Regions from separate parts of the Mus musculus genome. Here region 2 is linked to region 1. The links are chromatin loops, found by intact Hi-C in ENCODE. Cell type or tissue: left cerebral cortex. All regions are shown on one strand.

What was found. A loop is a pair of places that touch in the nucleus more often than their neighbours do. Peaks named below come from ENCODE experiments on the same cell type or tissue, not always from the same donor. Only the 100,000 strongest peaks of a DNase experiment are listed, where the experiment ranks them.
Region 2: a loop joins it to region 1, with 4 times the contacts of the local background. A loop is called at or near these places in 4 of 42 quality-filtered maps.

Annotation. Positions count from the first base shown.
Region 1 is chr15:12,146,556-12,154,555 of GRCm38, reverse strand. It overlaps Zfr (zinc finger RNA binding protein), which reads right to left. Exons shown (of 20, transcript NM_011767.2): 7 at 4,837-5,028; 8 at 4,092-4,383; 9 at 1,559-1,755; 10 at 1-110. Among named protein-coding and RNA genes, the nearest start is that of Mir1898, 21 kb to the left of the region's middle. In left cerebral cortex, no CTCF peak of the experiment used is centred here; DNase peaks (open chromatin) are centred at 584 and 4,874.
Region 2 is chr15:11,984,372-11,992,371 of GRCm38, reverse strand. Sub1 (SUB1 homolog, transcriptional regulator) reads left to right here. Exons shown (of 5, transcript NM_011294.3): 3 at 1,291-1,413; 4 at 5,808-5,916. Among named protein-coding and RNA genes, the nearest start is that of Sub1, 7.6 kb to the left of the region's middle. In left cerebral cortex, a CTCF peak has its summit at 494 (motif pointing left); no DNase peak of the experiment used is centred here.

The DNA.
Region 1 (8,000 bases):
AGTCTATGTCTTCGTCCTTTTAGGTGCATCTCTTTAGCATTGGGGTCATTAAAGCTGCATTCACATAATTTACAATGGAAGCGAATGACTTTTCCTTCATCATTTCGTACCTTGGTGTGGAAAAATAGAACCTTTGACCAATTTGGAAGTAACCTTTGAAACACTTTCTCAGTACTGTAGCCTGTGCTGGCCTATGTAGACCAGTCTGGCCTTGAACTGACATAGTTCTACCTATCTCTGTTCTTGACTTCGCAGACCAAACTTTTCTAAAAAGGATAGAAACTGGGACTGTGATGAATACCAGCATATACTTGCCTTTGTAAAGTATCTTTCACTTCAGTATCTGTCTGAAAGTATTTGGATTTCTTTTTGAATCATTTCTATTAATTCTTTGGCCATTTCATACACATATATAATATATTCTGATCATATCCTATCTACTATTATTCATTCCCATCTTTGCCAACTCTTCTCCCCCAAATAAGCTGCTTTTATAATTCCATGTCTTTTTGTTTTGTGATCTAACAGATTCAACTGGGCTACCTGCGTGGGCAGATCTATGGATTTATCTACAGGAGCATGGGCAATGTGCCAGTGTCTACATCACTGAAGATAACTCGCACTTCTTCTCAGCAGTCAGCAAATGGCAGCAGATCTGCAAGTAGCAGTCTAGCTCCGTGAGGCCCTGAACCATCCATGACTGAATGTTTATTGGTTCCATTTTAAGCTGACCCTGTATGAGTCAACAATGCCTCTTTAATATAGTTAGATGCCTTAAATTCATAAATGTTATTGACACTTGCTTCTTGGAGATGAGAGTGATTTTAAAACACAACTTTGACATACAAACTTCTCAAAGCTCAAGACTTCTGTGCATATGAAGTCGATTAAGATGCAGGCTTTTTTCCTACTGCACAATGGAAAAAAACCTGATTCAAATGTTACTATTAAGTTGAAATTGTGCTATTAATACAATACGAGTCAAATTGTCTAAACTAATCCAAATCATTAGAAATAAAGGTGTCTGAGAACATGTTTTTAAAAGGTAACCAAATCTTACCTTTATAAGAGATAGTAATTTACAAATTACTGTGTACCTTCATAAACAAAAACCTCAATATATAATGTAATCTCTTGATAGACAGATTATGAAACAGTCAATTACCAAAACCACTCAATTATATCCAATCACCACAAGTTTGATGGGCAAACACCCCAATTTCAAAGACCTAAATTAGTCCTTGGAAATGTATACATGCCTTCCTATAGAGTAATAGCAAACTGTAGTGTTACACAACACTACTATATGATCCTTCTGTTCATAGCAACTATTAATTCAAGCCTGTGGGATGTTCCCTTGTTCCTTTACTTATTTACTGTGCTTACTTAACGTGAAAACAGGGACTGTCCTAGTCAGCTAAGGAAACCAAATGAATGGTATAAATCAGATTATCAACCTTAATTTTATAGGTAACTGAAATCTAAAATAAAGCTGGATATTATTTGACACATTTTTCCTTTTGCATAATTTTGGAGCAATGATTACTCAGATCAATACCTCTTCAACATAATCATGTCCCACTGGTTGTACATCACTCTGCAGAGCAGCAAGGGACGCAGGTGTGACTGGTTCTGACCCTGCATCTTGCTTTACTTCTGGAATCTGCACAGCAGAGGCAGCAGGAGTATTCTTAACACAGTCAATTCCTTTTAAGTCTTCCGTTTTATTTCCTGTTGACTGTAGCTTATTTCCACCTAAAAAAGCAAAAAATTATAGTAATCTTATCACTGTATAAATGTATAAACCCATTAGGATGAAACTTAAACGCAATCTTTACTACTACTACTACTACTACTAACTAAACTTTATGCAAAAGAGGTATCCCATTTTGGTTCTCCTAACATTTAGATTCCAAACTGAACAGAGGAACATGAAAAGGGATTAAATATAACCTGTGTTTATACTGATATTGAACTCCCTAAACTGTGATTAATAACAAACTGGTATTTATCTATCCCCACCTCTCCACAGTGTTTTATCCTGTTTTTTTCATCTCTGACATGGGCATTATCATTTCTGGCAGTTCACTACCTCCCAAATGTGGAGTTGATGTGGGGGCGGGGATTGAGCCCAGGTTTATACATGCTAGGCAAGCTTCAATGGAACTACATATTCAGTCTGTGTTGGCCATAAGCACATGTCAGGTTTTCCTCTCTCCTACCATATGCTAACAGGGACTGGAGTCATCAGGCTTGGCATATCTTTTACCCACTGTGGTCTTGGTCTTCCCAGCTTGCATCTGTTTTTATTCTAAATTCAAAGTGTGAATAGCCTCAAATATGGAAAAACAAAACAAAACAAAAAACCCTACAAATCACTGCTTTTACTTTAACCAATTAAATTTAACATATTCAGGAGAATAACATACTGTTAATGATCTTAAAGCTAAGTAGGTACCAAAAGAACAAGACAATTTTATACACATGTAAGAAATTGTCAAATAACAACTTTAGCAAAACTGTACTAAAAAGTATAAGACAGGCTGGAGAGAAGGCTCCACAGTTAAGAGCACTAACTGCTCTTCCAGAGATCCTGAGTTCAAATTTTAGCAACCACACTGTGGCTCACAACCATTTGTAATGGAATCTAATGCCCTCTTCTGGTGTGTCTAAGTCCGCTACAGTGTACTTACATATAACAAATAAATAAATAAATAAATCTCTAAATATAAGTAAATAATAAAAAAAGTAAAAGTCAATGCAACTATGATTGAGCTGCTCATAATTTAAAGGAAGGCACAAGCATTCCTAATGTCCTGTGCTAAGTAGAAGCTGAATGTTGTAAGAGTGAAGCAGAAGAGTCACAAGCCCCCTCATCTGGTAGAAATGACTTCACAAAGGCTGTGTCATCTGAACTGTGCTTTGAGAGACTACCATTGAGAATGAACAGTCAAGATGCAAGAGAGTAATGTCTAAACACAAAGTGCAGCATGTACAAAGGAAGAAAGTCAGTGCTGTAGCATCAGCTCCTCCCCAGGTGGAGCTGACATAAAGGGAAGAGAGGAGGTACAGGTCAGTTATAGAGGCTTGGATGACACAGTCATTAATAGACTTTATCCTACATATAAAGGCCGGCCAGTGAAGATTTTAAAAGAGAAGGTACACTAACAAGAACACAGAGATTATTTTGAAGAGAATAAATATAGGAAAGGCACTGTATAGATAAGGAAATAGCAACAGGGAAAAGGCAACTAAAAAGAAGGAATAATGTTAGTGAAGCTCTCCCTTTAAAAAAGGGGGAAAAATCAGTCATTTTTAATGAGTATTTTGTAGTATCCTTGTAATGGGACACAATAGAAAGGGGATATCTATTAGAAGATCAGCAAGCAACCAAAATATGATTCTCAAACTCAGGTGGGATTCTGATATTGCCAGATTTTTATAGCTGCATACACTAGAATGCATGAAATTGCCTAAGGATGCTATTGCACACAGAGATGAGACACAGAACCACAATTTTAGGAATAATGCCATTTAACAAAAACATGGGTAGAGAATCAGTAAGATACCACCCCCCAAAAGCGATGGATGGACATATATGCTAGAAACTAAGATTTATTTTAGGTTTAAGGTATAGCAGTCAATTATGTCAAGTTTAAGTTAAAGCGGTCAATAGGATGAAACCAAAACTGACCAGTGGATCTGGCAGGAGCTGATTTTGTTTGTTTGTTTGTTTGTCTGTTTGCTTTTTAGTTTTTATCGTAATAGCTTATTCTAGCCTGGAGCCAAATGCAGGCTGGTGTCAAACTTTCAGCAATCCTTCTGACTCATCAGACTCCCAAGTATCGATACTACAGGTATGAGACATGCTTGGCTCTTAAGAAATGCGGTACCCGCTGAGTCTTGCAATAGGTGTCAGAAAGGGTATCTGACTGTGTATTTATTGTTTAGAGAGCAGAGAGAACAGAGGCTGCTTAGCCATTCAGTGTTTGCCTGGCACACATAAGGGTTCAATAGCCAGCAATACAATGGAAAAGAAAAACCACTCTGACAGTTAGGAGGAACACAAAGAATCAATCTTTAGTACTTGCCAACAAAGTTTATTTTGGGTGTAGATGTTTTCTTGGCAGCCATATTGGTAGGTATCGCTGACACTTTAGTGTTGGATGTACTATTAAGAGACGAGTTTCCTGTAGTTGAAAGACCTTTCACTGAAGAAGTTGCAATTGATGACGTGTTCAGAGTACAATTGCTTGCGCCAATACTTGAAGGAGAGGCAGTTGGTTTTGAAGCAGATGCAGCTGTTGAAGAAGTAGCTTGGCTAACAACATTTGGTTCCGTTGAAGGAATAGGTTTACCAAGTTTTGTGTGTAATTTAACCACCTACAAAACAAAAAGCACACCTGTCAGGAAACTCAAATGTGTTGTTGTCTTTTAAAAAGTTTGTCTGAGTAAGACTATAAAGTGAAAATCAAAACTTAATTTTCTTTGCTATGTTTTTTTCAGTTATAGACAAAACTCATTTTAACATCTGTGTTTATTGATGAAAGGACTTGTCTATAAGCAAATCAGTCTGTAGTTAATCAAGACAAATGAATGAATCCCAAATTGTAAAGCAAGTGGTTTAACTCAACTTAAAGGTCGCTAGTGTTTGTCTTTTAAGCAATGACTATTTGATGTTACCGTGATGTATGTTAACATTTAAGCAAGGTTTATAACACACTCAAAGGTTTCAAAAATGGAAGTCAAGTGTTTTCAAACCCCTGTTGAAAAGTGAAAGTAAGCAGAGTAGACATAAGGCTGTGTGTGGGTGGGAGGGGGGACCAAAACACCTACTTTCTGATGCTTAGCACCACGAATGTGGGCAGCATATGCATCTGCTCCTGTACAAGACACATCACAGAGCTCGCAACGTAGCTGATTTTGTGTCCCACGAGTTGAGTTGTTGCTGCTGCTGGTATTTTGAGAGGCTTTCAATGCGGCTTCCTTTTTTTTATGTTTCTGTCCTTCTAAGTGCTCTTTATAAGTCTGTTTTGAACAAAAAGTACAAATTTTCTTTCTATAACATTCTATTCAATTTTCAGACCTCTAACACTCATTTAAAAATGGGATCATAAGCTGACTGGCACATGCCTTTAATCTTAGTACTCAGGAGGCAGAACTGAGCTGCATTGAGTTTGAGAACAGCCTGGTCTACATGGTGAGTTCCAGGCCAGCTAGTTACATGGTGAGACCCTGTCTCAAAAAAAAAAAAAAAAAAAAAAAAACAAAAAAAAAAAAAAAAAAAAAAACAAACCAAAACCAAACGAACAGATGCCCAAAACAAAAGAAATAATCCAACAAGTGTGTGGTGCAGACCTGTAATAGAAGTGCTCAGTAGGCTGAGGAAGAGAATCATTGAGTTCAAGGCTATCCCAGGCTTTGTAATAGTATACTTACTGTCTCAAAATAAATTAAATAAAATAAAAGGGGAGAGAATGAGGAAAGCATGGATGAGATCTGCTATTTTCAAAGCACTTAAGAACAGGGGAGATTGTATGGATGATCTGTAATTCTCTGCAGGTTATTTAACAATAGTTTGCTATTTGGTACCAAGGACTGAATTCAGGGACTACATCTTTAACCTTCTAAGAACAATGTTCTTCAATATTCTATGTATGGGTACACATGCTTGAGTGTGTGTGTGCTGAAGAGTAAACAGAGCAAGCACAACCTATGTTTCTGTTTGAGAGGGTAGCCCAGCCTTTCTGTAGGCAAGGTTTTCCTGAGACCATCCAGGGAGTGAGTGCCTGGGATCTGACTATCCCTGCTTTCTGAATGAACACTAGGATTCTAAGCTCAGGCAACATGAGACATCTTTTACACATGACTTCTGGGGATCAAACTTGTGAAAGTCTGTTTGGAAAACATTACTGAGCTGTTTTGTTTTTAACCCAATAGCTTTGAATTACAAAAGTACTTTCATAAATAGACTATATATAAGATAAACTGCCCATAGTTTTAAGAACTTTTATTTTTTTTTTTTGCTTGTGTATAACACTGGACAGAAAATAATAACTTAAAAAAATCATTACACAAGTCTGATTATAGAATTAATCTGCAAAACTACTGCATGATAGTAGTTCTTTATAAAAAGTTATATTTATAAAATTTAAATTTGAAAATCTGAATGCACTTTAATATTTAATCTAGTTAAACAGATTGCTTAAGAATGAATACGAGTACATATATTTTAATACTAAGTAGGTGTCAATAATTCAGAAAACACCAAAAAAAAATATTGCAGGATTATGTATTAAAAACAAAATTAATCCGATAAATTAAAGAGTACATATAAGCCAAGCATAATGGCACACGCCTTTGATCCCAGCACCTGGGAGGAGAGGCAGGCAGATCTCTGTGAGTTTGAGGCCAGCCTGGTCTACATACACAGTGAGTTGGTGCTGTAGAGGGAAGATGAGCCAAGCACTACATAGTGAGACCCTGTGTCTGTCTGTCTTCTGTCTCAAAAGGGGGTGGAGAGATATACTGGTAGAATAGAGCTGGAAACAGAAATATGTGAAGAGTTAAATTTGACCTACTCTCCCCAAATATGCTTTTTATATGCCAAGCTGCTAAAATTTTTTTTTAAAGAAAGATTTATTTATTATTATATCTAAGTACACTGTAGCTGTCTTCAGATGCATCAGAAGAGGGCGTCAGATCTCATTATGGATGATTGTGAGCCACCATGTGGTTGCTGGGATTTGAACTCAGGACCATCAGAAGAACAGTCAGTGCTTTTAACCACTGAGCCATCTCTCCAGCCCTAAAATTTCAGAAAACAAATCAAAAGCATTCATGCCTGATACCCTCAGAGGGAAGAGGCACCACACCCCTGGAACTGTGGTTAAGTGAGTTAGCACAAAGCTCTGGAAACCCAACCCAAGGCTTCTATAAGATCAAGTGCTCTTAACCACTGAGCCATCCCTCTAGCCAATTCTTATGTAAATTCCTACATAACATTTTTTAAGACAGGCTCTTGTTTTGCAGTCTAGGCTGACCGTGTGAAATCTTCCTACTTTTGCTGTACAAGTTGTTGGGATTACAAGTGTACGCCCCCATACTTGACAAAACAGGGCTCTCTTAATAGTCAAAAGAGGTGGAGTTTAGAAAGGGATGAATTCATTAACAGACCCATGCTTTAAAACAAACATTTTAAGGTATAGCTGGTAGAACCATGACAAGAAAAAAATAATAAAGGACTCATATTTGTCATAGGTTGATCTTCTTTTAGGTGAGTAGAAGAAAACAGGGTCTCTCACCAAAGCTGGCCTAAAACTAACTATATAGCCAAGGACAACAATAAACGTTTCTACCTCTCAGTACTGGGATTACAGGCGTGCAGCAACTACCATGTCTGATTCTGTAGTTGTGGGGATGGGTCTACGGCTCAGAACAGAGGCAAGCACTTCACTGACTGCCTTGTATCCCCAGCACGGGAGGTCATCTTTCTTAACTTTTCTCATTTCCAATGTTCCCAGTCCCCTTGTGGAGAGAGCTATAGAAGTTACATTCTATAAAACATGTACAAAATAGACTCATTAGAAATACAATCAAAATTTATAATTGGAATTTTAAAAATCTTTTAAAGTTTTATATAAAAAGCAAAGGAGGCACCCTAGAATGGGTGGAGGGCTCAATTTCCTTATTTTTCAAACATTTATAGCCACTTTTACAGTTTTCCTGATTATTGCTTTTGTGTTTCAACACAAACGACTTTCAAAGAAATGTTTAGTGAAATACAGCCATCTCTCAGTGTCTGCAGGAAATTGTTGCAAAATCCAAGCACACTCAAGTTCTTTAAATAAAATAGCAAAATTATTGCACATAATCTATTTCACCTGCATACATTAAAATCTATAGATTATTTGTAATACCTGTTGTAAATCTTACTGAACAGTTTTACTGTTCAGTTTAGAAAGTAATAGGGAAAAAAAGTGTAGGTACTCCACACCAAT
Region 2 (8,000 bases), 160 kb after region 1:
AGCAGCAACCCCCCCTCTTCTTAAAATTTTTTTTAAAAAAATTTTTGTTATTGTTTAGGTTTTGTTTGTTTTTTTGGCCTCTGTACTCCCTAAGAAAAGGGAGCTCTATAGGAAAACTTAGGAAAGTTGGAGCCTATAAATGTACAGATAGACTGTAGTATCATTTATAATTTTGAAATAAGGCTTCAAACATCATATATAGCTGTACTTGAAGTCTTTTCAGAACTTGTAGAGTGTAGCCTCTAAGAGTGAGTGTCACTGACACTGAGGTTACTTGCTGCGTGCACCACTCAGAGGATTGTGTTTTGCTTAGCTGACTGTGTAGCTTGTCTCACAGTACTATTAATTCTGTAAACATTTACATTAGGTGCTTCCATAGTTTTCATTTCATAGCATATTATTGCCCTAGCCTCAACAAATTTAATATACGTTTAGTAATATTAAACTAGTTTGTCCTTTCCACTAAGAAGGAACATGCCTGCCCTCTACTGTTTGGGCTGGAAACTTAACATGGGTTTTTAAAAATTCTTATTTTTTTAACTTTTCGCTCATTTTGAGAATGAGGTCATATGCAATTTTTTTATACTAGTGCTAATTCTAAAATATGGGGTTGAGTACACTAGTCTTACTACTGTCCATCATCAATTCTTAGTGCTGAAGAAGTTTTTGAGTTGTTGATTTTCAGTGCCTGGTATAAGATAGTAACTTCCTTTACCTAGGCATGCTTTTTTATTTTTTCCTCCTAAGAGTTAAATTATGTAGCCCTGACTGGCCTGGAGCTTGCTATGTAGTCCAGGCTGGAAGCATACATTCTTGAGAAAGTACAGATACCTTTTGGAATAGACAAAGAATTAGTAAGTAGTCAGTTTTAGTCATAAATATGTTGGTTTTGTTTGTTTTTTTGTTTGATCTTCAGCTTTCCTGCCTCAACCTTAGTCAGGGTTACAGGATATACCAGTATACTTTGTTTTTAAAAACTTAAAATAATAAGAGGAAAGCTTCTGGTGGATTTGTGGTTTCCAAAAGTTTATACAGAAGTTATAGGCTGCTTGTCTTTCTCTTTCCAGAGAGTAGTGTGTGGGTTCTAGTTCACAAGATCACTGTTTTAACATCTGAGGAATCTTTGGGGATTTTGAGAGTAGAGTGTAAAAATACTATCATTAGTTATGTGAAGACTAGATTCATAGTTAAAAAATTTTAATGTACATATTTTTCATAAGTCAAAAATTTGAGTAACTTTTTAATGAAGTGTTTTGAACTTCACAAGTGTGTGTTCTTGCCTGTTTTAAGTTAAAGAGGAAAAAGCAAGCGGTTCCAGAGAAGCCCGTGAAGAAGCAGAAGCCTGGTGAGACTTCTAGAGCACTGGCATCCTCCAAGCAGAGCAGCAGCAGCAGAGATGACAACATGTTCCAGGTAGAGTCGGAGGGCACTGAGTCCAGTGGACAGATCCTGATCTGAGCACACCAGTCTTCCCTTGTATAGTCCTCTTGACCAGAGTAGAAAGTGAGGGTAATTTGTTCAATTCTGGGCTATTGGTAAAAGCCCAGTAGAAGTCTAGTTTTACTATATTTAAATGATACAAATCCAAAGGTCACAGAAAGCCAAAAAAAGATTTAGAACTATATATTTGGGAAGCAAATTTGAGTAAGTAGGATGAGTATTTGACTGGAAAGTGTAAATTTGATAGTATTTGAGAGAAATGGCATAACTTAGGCTTCATAAGAAACAGAAGGCTGGGGACAATAGTGTATGGGTACAGACAATGCTGGGATAGCGTGTTTAGACCAGGAGTCTGAGCTTAAGGAAAGGGGCATCGGAGAGAATAGATGGAGTGAGATGGGAACCCCAGGGAGGGCTGCTGGGTGTCTTGGCTTTATTAAAGTGTTTGTAGCAATTCAGTATTTGCTTCACTGCAAACACTGATCGGTGAGATGAGGCATTGTAAGTAAATAATGCTGTGAGATTATGGAGGCAGTTATATAGACTTTCATTTGTATTGATAAGGGAGAGAGTGATGATTACAAAGACGGTGATGAAGAAAGACCAGCTGTAAGGTAGACCTGCCAGCAAATGTGGCCACTGAGGATCTCCTGTAGCGCCTGGGGGGCTTGGCTGGGAATTATTCTTGTTGGCTTTTACACGTGCTCGACCAAATAGCCAACCACCAAAGAACACAAACCAAAGAGAGGAGGCGATAGCAGCTTATGAGAGATTTGCAAATGAATGATGAGAGGAGAAAGGATGTAAGTAGATAAAGTGGTGAAAGAAAACTAAAAGTAGTAGAAGAAAGAAATAGACAAAAAGAAAATGTAGATTAATTATTTAGTTATAGGTTTCAGTTCTTCGACTTCAGTATAGTTTCGGGGCAAAGGTTGGTTTGATAGAGAATATAGGTGAAGGTATGTGATGAGGAATGTAAAAGAATGCTGTTATTGCTTCAAATGGATATTAAGTTGGATGCTTACAGTGCTCTATTTCATTCAGGCTTTGCCAGGTCCTAGTAATCCATGTGGAATGTGATCTGTAACCTTGTGGAATTTAAGGGAACCATGATTACATACGCATAGTAAAAATGACAATGGGTCCTGAGAAGTAGTGAACAGATTGAGAGAGTAGGCATGAGAATCTCATTAAAAAGATAAGGCACCTAAATCTTAAAACGTGATCGGTGCGGTGTGTGGACAAAGGGAGCATTTTCAAGAGCAGGAAATTGAGTTAATACCTTGAAGTGGGAAGGAGCTCGGGTTGTGTATGAACTACAGAGCCTGTGTGGTTGAAGCCTGGGAAGTCTTGCTGATATCAGAAGTCTGGTGGAGATCTTCCAGGGCTATTTGACTTAAGTACAGCGAGTAACTGGGGCAGGATAAATATATAATTGACTAGAGTATTTTGTAGTGTTTGTAAAGAAGGGCTTTGGAATATCCAGTTTCATAACTGTATCTTGGCTTTCTTTTACCATCATGCTGTGCGCTTTCCTTTCTACCTCTGGCCTGATGGGGTGGGGGGAGTCTGAATTGAGGGTCTTTTTGTTTGTTTTGTTTTTAATAGCCCTAGCTTACTTGGAAGTCACTATATAGAATAGGCTAATTTGAGTTTTTAGCAATCCTCCTGCCTCTCCTCAAGAGCAGAGGCTGTAGACATGTATTACCATGACTTTTAAAAGTTGTTTTTTGGTAGAGATTTTTGAGAAATGGGGTCTATTTTTAGGGGATGACTTTTTTTTTCTCACTAGGAAAAAAAGAGCTTTGGTTCATTTTTTGTTGGGTTTCTTGAGACAAGGTTTTTTTGTATGGCTCTGGCTGCACAACAGAGCTAGTTTTAGACCCACAGAGATCCACCTGTAGCGTACACCTACAGTTTTGCCTTTTATGAAGACTTTTGTCTCAGTCAGTGTTCTGTTGCTGTGAAGAGGCACTATACAACTCTTAGAAAAACATTTTCTTGGAGCTGGCTTACAGTTCAGTGGTTTAGTCCCTTGTCACCATGGCAAGAAGCGTGGTGGCAGGTAGGCAAATGACTTGCTGGAGAGTAGCTGAATTCCACGGGCAGCCGGAATGGAGAGACACTGAGTGTGGCTTGAGCTTCTGAAACCTCAAAGTTCACTCTCACTTCCTCCAAAAAGACTGCACCTACTCTGACAAGGCCAGGTGTCCTAATCCTTTAAAATAATGCCTCTCCTTAAGAGCCTAAGGAGGCCATTTTCATTCACATCACAACAGCGGCCCTTCCTTTGAATACTTTGGATCTTTCCTAAATAACTTGGTGAGTTTATTAAATGCATGCCCTATTTTTGGGCTGCATTCTTAATTCTTGTCCTATGTCTGTCTGCTTTAGTACACACTTTCCTTACATGTACTGAATCTAGAAAGTGGGGACATTCAAAAACCACATAGTTTGTGTTAAGCCACCAGTATAAATAAGGTTTTTTATTTATTTTTTAAAAATGACAGGGTCTCGGTATGTAGGCCTGTCTCTTAGCTACAGTTTTTGTTGCTGTAAAAGACACTGATCATGGCAACTCTATGTGTAAAGGAAAACTTTTAATTGGGGCTGGCTTTTATAGTTTCAGAGGTTTTATAGTCTTCAGAGGAAGAGCTGAGAGTTCTGTATCTTAATCTGAAGGCAGCAAAAGCTACTGTGAGCCACACTGGGCATAGTTTGAGTATGAGACCTCAACGCCCACCCCCTACAAGTGTGTACAGTGTTGTAAGATACTTGATCACACTGTGAACCCTGAGATTGTATTTACTGGAAAAACCTGTTTTTAGTTGTGTGGCTCAGCCTTAGCACATACCTTTAGTCAAAGCACTTGCTGCTTGAATATTGTAAACAGGATTAAACAAAGTCAACCATAGGTCAAGAGGCAGAGCAAGTGACAGGAAGTGAGCATAGGATCATTAAGAAACGTAGAGGACAAGAGGAGTCAGGAGGACAGAAATGCACAGGAAGGAGAAGGAGGGACATTGAGTTTGAAGGAATTTGTTTGACATGGCGTGAGAGAGAGGGCATTCTGGTGGGACTTGGGCTAAGGAGGAAGGTTAGTCAGCTGGGTGCTTTCTCTGCCTCTCTGAGCTAGCAATTTTCCACCCCAGCACCTGGCTCCCAAGACTTCATTGGTAAAATCAAATAAATGATTGTGATTTTGTTTTGTGTGTTTTGCTTTTTTTTTTTTTTTTTAAACCAACAACAGTACACACTTCCTCCAATAAGGTCATATGAACTCTAACAAGGCCACACTCCCCAATAGTTGCAGTCCTGTGGGCCAACCATTCCAGCTCATTGGTAGCTAGCTGTTTCTGTTCAGCCAGCACACCCTTGGTAGCCTGGAGCTTGCTATGTGTAAACCAAGCTAACCTTGAACACAGCTGCCTGTTGCTGCCTTCTGAGGTGTTTTACTTTTTGATTTCTCTGAGTTTACTGCATTAGGCTGTAGGCATTTCATTTAGGTTGAATCAGATTGTACTGCTGTTATTTCACTTAACGCTATAGCATAGACAGGATTGCCTATATAAAGACTGAATAGTGTTCCATTGCATGTGTAAGCCATGTTCTATTTGTGTCCTCATCTAAGGATAGACTTTTGGGTTGCTTCTACTTCTTAGCTATTATGAATAGTGTAATTAAGGATAGTTAAGATCTCTTGGGAGACTCTACTGCCAGTTGTTTTGGATGTGCAGTTATGTGCCGCAAGTGTCAGTCAATTGAACACATACATATAAGTGAGGATACTCTAGGATTGGTACCATGGTGTGTAAGTTGTCTCACTAAGTACATTCTGATGCTCACACAGGAGAATCTTCTGAGTATTCATTTCTCAGAATATGTCCGGTCTGTTAAGTATATGTTTTGCCCTCAAAGCGGGATTATTGGAACATTATGTTTCTATTTTTGTCAAAGGACATCCATTCTATTTACTGTGTTATATTAAATTTCATAATTTTTAAAGTGAGACTGAAGAAAGATAGCTCAATAAGCAGAAATGCTTGTACAAAGAAAGACCAGAGCTTTAATGCTCAGCACCCCCCTGAGGTAGTTGGATTTGGCTGCAGATGGCTATAATCCCAGCACTGAGGGGCAGAAATGACAGCTCCTGGATACTCTGTGGTCTGCCAACTTAACAGTGAGAGATCTTTTCAAGGCAAGGCAGAGAATGATAAAGACACTTGAAGTCATTCTGTGGACATACATACATGCATGCACCCCCCCTTCCAATTGCAGTTGAATACTTATTCCAGGATTATAAGTGCAAGTTGTGAATATAAATTCAAAACCTCTCTTTATGCATTTTCTTTCTCACTCTCTGCTAGATTGGAAAGATGAGATATGTCAGTGTTCGGGACTTCAAAGGAAAAATTCTAATTGATATTAGAGAATATTGGATGGATTCAGAAGGTGAAATGAAACCAGGAAGAAAAGGTGAGGTTTTATTTCTTCAGTTTGATGTTAATACTGATTGAATGCTTGCCTTAAAATGTTACAGGGAATACAGGTTAAGGATTGGCCTTACTTGGTTGATCCTCTTATAAGCAGTTTGTAATGAAACCTAGGAAAACAGCATCTATTGTCACGTTGAATTGATCACTAACTTTAACTTCATTTTTATCAGTTCCTAGGCAGATTAGGCATTACTTTGGAAACTGTAAAATGAGAAGTAGCAAACTCCTGGGTTTAGTGTTTGCTTTGGATTCAGCTCTAGCAAGATGTTCTCTAATACAGAGTCCTTAAAGGTCTCTATCCCCTTAGTATTGGTGCTTTGCCCAGTTCAAGCCTCTTAGCATGTAGAAACAGTTTATTCTGTTACAAAGTAACTAGAAACCATTTGCACCAACTTATGTTTAGTTTTCTTGTGACAAAATAGGAGATAAAAGCAACTTAAGGGAAGAAGGGTTTATTCGACCCAGCCAGAAGGCAGCTGCTCACGTGGGGCCCAGTCAGGATGTGGAGAGAAGAGTGTCCTGGGGCTGGGCTTGGTGTCACTGAGGCCTTAGGCGGGTGGGGCCACCCACATTCAGGGCAGGTCTTCTTTCATCAGTTTAATCTGTCCACAGATACTTGTGGACACTCACAGAGGTGTGTTCATAATGGTTCTAACTAAATCCATTGAGTTGATGGTCAAGATGAACTGTTAACTTGTGCTCCAGGGAGCGTAGACAAAGGCGCGCACATAGTAGAGGAGGGACTGGTTGGGAAGAGGCAGGCGATGGGCAGGAGTGGGAAATGGGGCATAGCAAGGGAGTGGAGGGTGAGATACATTATATACATGCAGGAAAATGTCAGGTGAAACTGTTGTACATGGTCATGTTAAAAAACTTTGAAAAAGATTAACACTACACTACCTAAATTTATGTAGTTCTATGGGTTGATTTAGTTGAGGAAATGCTTTCTTGGGCCAGTAAGGTATGGTGCCTCAGCAGGTGAAGGCACTTGGTGCCAAGCCGTATGATCCAGGACCCATGAGGTAAAGGAGAGAATGGATACTACCTATACTGTGGAAAACTCTGTGGCACAGGGGGGCCCATACATGTATGCATGTGTGCACCCATTCAGTGAATAAATGTGTATTCTTTTTTAATAAAAGGAAAAAAATGTGTTCTTCTAGTACTAGTCTGCCCACTGTTAAAGGTGACACTTCTTTGATGCAGTTTTCAAGTGTGTCTTAGAAGCTTCCTTTTTTATCTTTACTGATTATTTCTGTCTGAGATTTCATTCAGGATTTTCCACAGTGGCTAATCCTTGATTTCATTCTTGCATATGTTTCCTAAGGAACTGACTTAGCCTCACAGGCTTCCTTCCTGCTGCTGCCTATTACATTCTCATGGTCCCTCAGCAGTTTTCTGAAAAATACATTGTTTGCGTGTATGGGATGTTGGATTGAGGTTTCATTGTACCTGATTTAAATATTATAACCACCCTTTGATGTGGAAGTCATATTTACTGATTAAGAAACTGAGTCTAGGAAAGGCAGCTAGGGATGGTGAAGCTGAGTGTCACTCTTGATAGCACGATTCCAGAGTGCACCCATACCCATCTGAATTGTGCACTCTGCCATGCCCCTTTTGAGTCACTCTAAGGAGTTTCCCAAAGTGAAATGGATGCTGATGGAAGAACTCAGCACAGAGCTAAACACATTGAAATTTGGTGGAAATATGGAACAAATGTTGGAAGAGACAGGATATAAAACTGCCAATGTCTGGATATAAATTTGCCAATGCCAAATCTGGTTCTCTATATGTTTGTGACAATCTTCGGATTGTTACTGTACTTATTGGTCAAAATAGGCATTATGTAGGTGCACTGTTGGAAGTTAAACTGGATATAAAATTGAACCTATGACTAAAAAATTTAAGATTTTAATATCAATATAGATCGCTCATAAAAACTTCAATATTCTGGTTGCCATTCAAAAGGCAGCTGGTGTAATAGAGCGTGTATGTGGCGTGCCTGAGATCTGGGTTTTGTTCTCAACACTAAAAATCCACATAAGTGAAATGACAGTTTTG